2 separate regions of the Homo sapiens genome follow, and region 1 is linked to region 2. A link is a loop called in an ENCODE intact Hi-C map of the cell type or tissue named here. Cell type or tissue: ovary. All regions are shown on one strand. Each heading gives the region's core, and the rest is flanking DNA. Links, peaks and the distances in the headings are about the cores only. Region 1 has its middle 150 kb from the start of SNORD154. Region 2 has its middle 90 kb from the start of SNORD154.

Region 1 (4,391 bases), core at 216-4,215, 64 kb before region 2:
TTCTAGGAAAGACCTCAGGCTGGGTAGGGGTTGGGGCCAGATAACCAAGGGGCCAGATAGCCAGGAGAGGAGGAGCTGTGGGTGGGGGTCAGCTGCACTGCAGAACAGCCCAGGGAAGCTGAGGATGCTTACACTATTGTGATGCCAGCCCCAGCTCGACTTCTTACCTGGAGTGTGACCTGGTTCTGCACTTTTGTAGCTGCTCACACCTCTGCTTCAGAGCTCCTAGCACAATTTGTAATTGTACAGTTGCTTTTGTAATTGATTGTCCCTGTCTCCCCTGCCACCTGTGAACCCACAGAGCAGACACCAGCTTACCACTGTACCCCTAGTACCTTGCACTGGGCCTGATGGGTGCTCAATACACATTTGCCAAATGAATGAGGATCCCCGAGGCTTGCCTCTCACATGGCCCAAAGGGGGAAGAGTTAATGGGGCTCTTTGGGGCTGTATGTACCCCCAAATTCATATGTTGAAGCCCTAACCACGGTACCCCAGAATGAGACCATATTTGGAAATAAGGTCTTTACAGATGTAGTTAGTTAAGATGAGGTTATACAGAAGTAGGTTGGGCCCCTAATCCAGTATTACTGGTGTGTTTATGAAAAAGGAGAAATCTGGGCTGGGTGCAGTGGCTCACACCTATAATTCCAGTACTTTGGGAGGCGGAGGTGGGCAGATCACTTGAGCCCAAGAGTTGGAGACCAGCCTGGGAAACATGACAAAATTCAGTTTCTACAAAAAATAAAAACAAAACAAACCAAAAAACAAAAAAACCCCCAAAATTAGCTAGGCATGGTGGCATGCACCTGTAGTCCCAGCTACCTAGGAGGCTGAGGCAGGAGGATTGTTTGAGCCTGGGAGGCAGAGATTGCAATGAACTGAGATTGTGCCACTGCACTCTAGCCTGGGTGACAGAGCAAGACCTTGTTGCACACATGCACATACACACACACACCACACATGGAGAAATCTGAACACAGGTGCATACACACACATGCAGAACGCCAGGTGAAGATTGGAGTTATGCTGTCACAGGCCAGGGAACTATCAGAAGCTGGGAGAGAGGCCTGGAGCAGAACCTTCCCTAGCTCCTTCAGAGGGAACATGGTTCTGCTGGCACCTTGATCTGGGACTTCTAGCATCCAGAGCTGGGAGAGAATAAATATCTGTTAAGCCACTTAGTTTGTGGTACATCAATACAGCATCCGTAGCAAACTACTACCATGCCACTCTGAGAATCCCATGTCCAGAGCTGCAGTTCTGCTTGGCTCAGGGTGACTTGGGCTGTGTGTGTGGGTTCACAGGTTGATGCAGGCTGAGCTTTAGTCCTGGGGAAGTTGAGAGGTCTCATTCTTTTGGTCAAGCTTCTACCAGGCCCAGTGGCCCAGGCAGGGCAGGATAGAGTGGGGCTCTCTTAGGCTCCCATTTCCAGTGTCTGGATTTGCAAATCAAAGGGCCTATTCCAGGCAGGTCCCCGCACCACAGGAGAGTGACAGTATCATTCTCCAGGCCCCTGTAGGCCTTGCTTAGATGGATTTCAAGGATCGGCTTGGGGAGTTGGCCGGAAGGGAAACTGTTAGCAGGCAGGAGCCGGATGCATCTGAAAGGAGCCTGCCCTGGGCCCTTCCTTCCCTACAAGCTGGCTGTGAGTCCTTACAGACAGACATCCTAGACCAGGTTAACCTTTAACCAGGCAGCTCCGGTTCTCAGCTCTTGGGCCTAGGGCTCCTGCCGGCCTGTGAGCAGGCCTGCTTTTCTGCTCCTGTCTCTGGCGAACCAGAGTCCCTGATGAATTGCCCACACACCCCCACCCTGAGCCCTGCCACCATGTTGAGTGCTGGTGTCCCAGCAAAGATGAATGGGCCCCACTAATGAGCTGGAGGTGGTGGTGCTGTGACCCCTGACCCCACACACTCGTAGCCAGAGGCTTGGGGAATGGCTGCCCCAAGCCTACTTAATGTGTCGGGCTGGCCTCTGAAAGAAAAGCACATTTATTGCTACTTAGAGAAAATTGATCTAATTGGGATGGAAGCATTCTGCTGATGGAACATGGAATTTTTATTAGGAGGGTGACTCGAGTTCAGCCAATGTATCCCAGCTGGAAGGAGGCAAGAGAATGTTTCTAGGGATTTTACCCAAAAAAACCTCTTTCCAGCTGATACCAAATATCTGAGGAGGTCTGGGTTTGAATTCTGGCTGCGCCGCCTACAGAGCCTACATTCTAGAAGCATTTGGCAGCTTCTATCAGGCCTGATAAATGAGAAGAAATTATGGCATTCTCGCTGATTTGTTGTGAGAAGAAAGTGAGATTATGCATGCATCAGGGCTATGGCACTGCCCCTAGCAAGAGACTGGGTCCAGTGGGAACTTCTCGAGCCAAGGCTACACATGGTTTCAGTCCGTTTGGCCAAACATCCTGCAATTCAATAACAAACCAGCCAATTCCTTGTTGGCTGCAATTGAGGTGACTCATTTGAGAGCTATTTTTAGACAGAGCTCTGGGCTCTGAAATGTGGGGGCCATACCCCCTTGATAGCCTCAGAATCACCCCTGGCTGCTGCTTCTCTGTCTCTTACCGCAGCCAAGTTTGTTTAATATCTCCTAAGTTTTCCTAAACTTACTGTGACCCCATCTTCCACTGCTCCAGCCTTCATATAGGCGGTCATGATCACTGACCACTCTGGCTGAGGGACTGTGTTTATCTCCTCCCTGGCTTCTCATCTTGTTTTCCCCTGGTCAAGCCTCCACACCCATTCTCCAAACCAGTCCACCCTCCATACCAGTTCCTCCCGCACACTGGTGCATTTTCTGCAAATGGATCTTTCTAAAACACAATTGGAATGAGATCACTCCTAAGCTTAAAACCCTTCCATGGCTCCCCACAGCCTCCAGGGTGAAGTCCAAATGCCTTAGCCTGCAATTTGGGTTCCTCAACAGGATAACTATATCATTTACCATTGGTTAAACTAGGATAGTTTTATCCAGGACAAATGGTAAATTGCATGGAATGCACAGTCAACAGGATAAACCAGGACTGTTCTAGGCAAGCTGGGATGTATGGTCACTCTATCTGAAGGCCAGATGGGCTGGAGGGACCAGTTTCAAGACGGTGCACTCATGTGGGTGTCAAGATGGTACTGCTATTGGCAAGAGGCCTCAGTTTCTCTCCATGCAGGCTCCTTCATAGGACTGCTTGAGTGTCCTCAGAGCAGGGCAGCTAGCTGGCTTCCCCCAAAATGAGTGGCCTAAGAGAGGGCAACGAGGAAGCCGCAGTGTCTCTTATGCTCTGCATGGTACATCCTGGTGCTTCTCATATCTCACCTGGCTCAAGGGCTGGCCCTTGTTCTGCCCCTTCCTCTTGGAAGCCACTTATCACATATTATTTAATATCATTTCTTCTGTATTCTGTTTGTTAGAAGCAAGTCACTAAGTTCAGCTGATTCTTAAGGGGAGGGTTCATTTTTTTAGAGGGAGTGTCATAGCATTTGTAGACACAATTTAAAACCACCACACCTTATTTAATAAGAGAGTTTCTTAGAGGATAGTCCCCAGGACACCTGTGTCTGAATCACCTGGGACATGTGAAAAAAAAATGTATGTTCCCATGTCTCATCTCAGCTGATTGAACCAAAACCTAAGGGTGGAGGGGGTATGAGGGGAGGTGAATGGGGCCAAGAATCTGTGTCCTGCACAAATTCTACTATGAGGTGGGAACTACTGCCTTCAGAGAATGGTGGTTAGAAACATGAAGTCCAGTTCTCTGGGTCAGAACCCTGGCTCAGTCACTGATGAGATGTTGTGACTTTATCTAAGTTACTTAAGCTCCATGTGTCTTAGTTACATCATCTGGAGAATGGGGATAGTAATAATACCTTCACCACTGTTCTAAGGTCTGAGATCTAAACTGGTTAAATTTGTAAATTTATAAAGTGCCTAGAACATTGCCTAGCAACTGGACAGTGATATAAACGTTTGTTAAATTAAAAAAATAACAAAAACAAACACTTGAAATGAGCTCATTTGAATCATCTGTTTACCTTTATATTTTCCATACTAGGTAGAAGCTTTTTTTGGAGGACATCTCTGTTCACCCAGTGCCTAGCCTTCAACCAGTGTTCCATATGTGTTTATGGATCAACTGTTGGTGGTTCTCAACTATGGCTGTCTTTTAGAATCACCTGGGGTACTTAGAAAATATAAAAGCCCATCCCCACAACAGGCCAACAGATTAGTGGCCTCTGGGCATGGGGTCTCCAGAAGATTCTCAGGTGTAATCAAGGTTAAGAATGATGAGAATGAGTGAGTGAAACAGGGGCTCCACTGCTGAACTCAAAATACAGCTTTCGCTCAGATAAGACTCTTCTAGAACAGTGTGATTGAGTATAGCA
Region 2 (4,391 bases), core at 101-4,100:
AGGAAAGTTTTATATTTAGCCCCTCCAGCAGAGGCCACGGTCAATCCATTAGGGTGGCTTGTCAGACTCAGGGTGAGGTGGGAGAGGGCTGGGACCAGGGGCTGGGAGGGTGTGGGCGTCGCTGGCTCCGGCTTGAGGAGAATGGACATGCGCCCAGGACACCCACTGCCCCTCCTGTCCCTCAGCTCAGGAAAGAGGGAGGCAGGACAATTGGACAGTGAAGTCATTAGGAACTTGGGGAAGATTGGGCCTCTGTTTCTGGTGAAAATAGAGATTTTAACCTCCATTTAAAGATTTCAAGATGTGGGGTCGCATAAAGCTGACCCGTTTTGTGACCGTGGCATTGCCAACGTCCACAAAAAAAGAGGATCTTTTTATGGAAGCCTCAAAAAGTAGCAAAGAGAGGCTGGCTTCACAGGAGGCAAAACTTAAAAAAAAATTCATTTTCTCCCCAAAGCCAATCATTTCAGGCTGAGAATGATCCCTGACTCCTCTTGTTCCGCCTCATCTCCCATTCACCCACACACCACCTCCCAATTCTTTCTCAAACTGAACCCTTTCTGGCTCTGGCCCCTTCTCTCCCTCTCCTAAATCTATCCTTTTCTCTTCCTCAAGAAAGGGTTTTAGAAGTAAAGAAATCACATGTTTCTCAGCATTTTCACCCCCACCCCCACACCGCCCCACAACTATCCCTGTGTCTTTCTTCAATCTATGCAGCAAGGGTTAGCGTTCTCAGCATGCTGGGATGGGGGAGAGATGATAAGTGCACACCTACAAATATACATGTGCATTACTGCTCCAGGGCAGGAGTGGCTGGAATGGCTCTGTGGAAGCAACAGAAGTTGAACTTGCCTTAGAGGAAATAGAGGATTTTTTTTTTTTTTTTTTTTTTTTGAGATGGAGTCTCACTCTGTCGCCCAGGCTGGAGTGCAATGGTGTGGCGATCTTGGTTCACTGCAACCTCTGCCTCCTGGGTTCAAGTAATTCTCTTGCCTCAGCTTCCCAAGTAGCTGGGATTACAGGCATCACCACCATGCCCAGCTAATTTTTTATTTTTTAGTAGAGACGGGGTTTCACCTTGTTGGGCAGTCTGGTCCCAAACTCCTGACCTCAAGTGGTCCACTCACCTTTGCTTCCCAAGGTGCTGGGATTACAGGCATGAGCTAGCTCTCTCAGCCTACAGGATTCTTTGAGTAGTGTTTGCAAGTGGTGTATGGAGGGGCTGGGGTGGAGGCTCCAGGTTGGATCCACAGTGCAGTCCAAGCTCAGGCAATGCCTTTGGTGTGCTTAAGGAAGAGAATGTAGCCCGCTGGGGCAGAGAACCATGTGGGTGGAGACCAGGATGTGGGGACGCCTTCAGAATCTTCCTTAGGCTGGGCTCCTCCCACAGCAGCCTTGACAGAAGAATTCAGGTGCAAGGGGTTTATTTGGAAGGTGATCCCAGGAAGCGTGGGTTGGGAGTTGTGAGTAAGACAGGGAAGGAATGGAAGCCAATATAAGGTGAATTAATGAGCAGGTTGTTGCTTTGGGCAACTGGGACACCATCTTGCTGGGGACTGCAAGGCAGAACACACCTCAGAGTTGCCCTAGCCCTCTGCCACTGGGAGAGATTAAGCTGGAACACTTAGTTGCTAACTTCCTCCCATCACTGGTTGAGGGCTGGTCTGGGGTGGGAGGGACATAAATTCTCTGGTTCTTCTGGTCTACCCTACCTAGGCCAGGGAAGATGCGCAGGAGAGCATCTCAAGTACTTGCAGTAAGAAGCTTTGATGTTTACAGACACAAGTGAGGCACCAACAGCACTGCTAGAAAACTCCCAACCATCAGAAAATGTCTTCCATGCTTCAGACAAACAACCCCCTGGAAGGTTTTGGAGCAAGGGTGGTTTTTGCTCTCCATAGTTTCTTGGGATGAACTTGCAGCAGAATGAGAGATAGTATACTGACGTTTCTTCTCCACAGACTGAGTCATATTCATCTTTATATTGTGGTGCATATTTTACAGGGTCTGGCTCATAGTAGGTGCTCAAAAAATATTGAACACGACTTCATTAATGTCACTGTTTTTGCATTTATCTCCTTTCTTTGAGTTTAAGAGCTTCTGGAGGGCAGAGAGTAGGTACTGGTAGATTTTTACCTTCAGAACTGAGCATGGGGCTGTGTACAAATTAGGGGTTCAGAGAGGGTTTGTCAAAGGAATGAAGAAATAAAAATATTTAGGACTTTTCAGGGGACTCGGTAAGTGGGTTTGAACAGACAGGCCCTATGGATCCTCGCCTGAAGCTATAAGAAGGAGGATGCCTCAGACCAGGTAAACTGAGGGTCCTTTCTCAGGCTGTAGGGAAAGGACAGGGTGGTGGAGGAGAAGATGGATTTGGATTATGGGAGTGAGGAGGGGCTAGGGCAAAGGTGAGCTGCACACAATATATGGACTGTTCAGGGATCCCTGACAGTAGGAGCCAGAAGCTCAGCCCCAGATTGAGATGGAGTCCTGGAGGCAGGAGATCAGCTGTGGATAGGTGGTGCTGGAGGCACCATCCTTCCTCCCTGTCTCCCTGATTCCCCTCACCTTCCTTCACCCAGCCTCAGGGTCCCAACCAAGGCTGGCAGGATCTGGTAGGCTCTGACTAGAGTCTTGCATTTTTAATACGGACTCAGGATCGCCAAGTGTGGAGACTAAATCCCCCCCGGAAGGCAGTCATTCCTTCTCAGCAGCAGCTCAAACTATTCCAGGAGCTCCTGGAGAGGCTTTTCCCCCCAACTTCTCAGGGCTCAGGCAAGTGTGGAGATGGGGGTTTGTCTCCAGAATATGTTAGCTCTGTTACAGTCCTCTCTATGGGGCCCAAAGCTGGCTCAGTTTCTAGAAGAGACTTCTCCAGGAGCCCTACATGGCAAGAATGGTGTCTATCCTGCATGGGAACAGCTTCCCCCGGGCAGGTGAGGGTTCCAGCCACAATAGTGTTGGAAGAAGAAGCTGTCTGGGGCCCTGCAGGCTAAGATATCATTTCCCCAATGCCAGACGAGGTGAGTCCTTGGCCGCCGGACAGGGCATAATAGCTCTTGCTTTGTGTATGGTGATAAAGGCTGAGAGAAATTAAGCTGGTGCAGATCTGTGTCTCCTGTAGCAGCCACAGTTGCTGAATCCGCTGTTTCTGAGAAAGTGAAATTTCAGTCCCTCCGCTCCCTCTTATCAGCGGGGCTGTCAGGGCATGTGGGGAAGGGTCAGCCAACCTCCCATGCCTCTTGGTAGAAAGTGGACATTCTTGTGCAACACATATCTACACTGATGTGGCCAGTCTGGCTGGTGATGTGGTCTAGACACATGTAGACCTTGGTGTGAGGGAAGCTGCAAAGAACTCCTCTGTGTGCCCACCTGACACCTGGCTGCTGCTACAGTCTGAATGTTTGTGTCCCTCCACTCCTCAAATTCATGTTTAGAAATCCTAACGCCCAAGGTGATGGCATTGGGAGGTGGGGCCTTTGGGAAGTGATTAGGTCATGAGGGTGGAGACTTCATGATAATCCCATGAATGGGGTTATCACCCTTATAAGAGGGGTCCCAGAGAGCTGCCTTACCCCTTCCACCATGTCAGGACACAGGGAGAAGTCACTGTCAATGAGGAGGTAGGCCCTCACCAGACACCCAGTCTGCTGGCACCTTGTCCTTGCACTTCCCAGCCTCCGGAACGGTGAGAAATAAATTTCTGTTGTTTATAAGCCACCGAGTTGATGGTATTTTGTTACAGCAGCTTAAATGGACTAAGACAGCTGTGTTGGGAGTGGGCAGGGGGAGGGTGCGGAGGGGGATAGTTCATGCCTTGCCCTCCAAGGAAATGATGCTGCTGCTCTCTCCCTTACCTCCCACCTCTTATGACACAGATAAGAACAGTTTTACATTGGGAAAGGTCAAGACGCAGAGAAAATGGGCTAGAGGGCTGTGGACAAGGAGGCAGGGGAGAGAAGAAGAGTCCACTCTGGTGAAGTGCTGAGGAGGCTTTTGTGGAGTTTGGAGTTAGGTGTGGATGGAAAACGCTGAGGCCTTGCCAGAGTCTGCCATGTGTCTACCCAGTCCCAATTCCTCTATCTCCTAGGCTTGCAGCTTTCCTTGCAGCTAGATGGGGCCATGGTCTGATTCTGGCTGATAGACAATGGATGGCAGTGATGTACACTGCTTCCAGACCCTACAGCTCCCCATGCAAAGATCCATCCTCTCTTTCTTCATCTGCTGGCTGGGTGGAGAGGACTTTAAGGATCTCGGGAAGGCCAGAGATACAGGTGGAAGGGCTCTCAGCCCTGAGCCATGACCTGGAGGAGAACGATTAAGCCAGAAATACCCACATTGCTCTCTTGCAGTTCATTCATTTTTTCCCCTCATTCACTTATTTCCCAGTT

The links. Hi-C counts contacts between places; a loop is a spot of excess contacts. Peaks named below come from ENCODE experiments on the same cell type or tissue, not always from the same donor. Only the 100,000 strongest peaks of a DNase experiment are listed, where the experiment ranks them.
Region 1: it touches region 2 in a loop (2.7-fold over the local background); 2 of 110 quality-filtered maps call a loop at or near these places.

The regions. Positions count from the first base shown.
Region 1 is chr20:40,867,071-40,871,461 of GRCh38, reverse strand. No RefSeq gene overlaps it. Among named protein-coding and RNA genes, the nearest start is that of SNORD154, 150 kb to the right of the region's middle. In ovary, for the core only: no CTCF peak of the experiment used is centred there; DNase peaks (open chromatin) are centred at 1,769 and 2,371; H3K27ac peaks cover 420 bases.
Region 2 is chr20:40,802,825-40,807,215 of GRCh38, reverse strand. No RefSeq gene overlaps it. Among named protein-coding and RNA genes, the nearest start is that of SNORD154, 90 kb to the right of the region's middle. In ovary, for the core only: no CTCF peak of the experiment used is centred there; no DNase peak of the experiment used is centred there.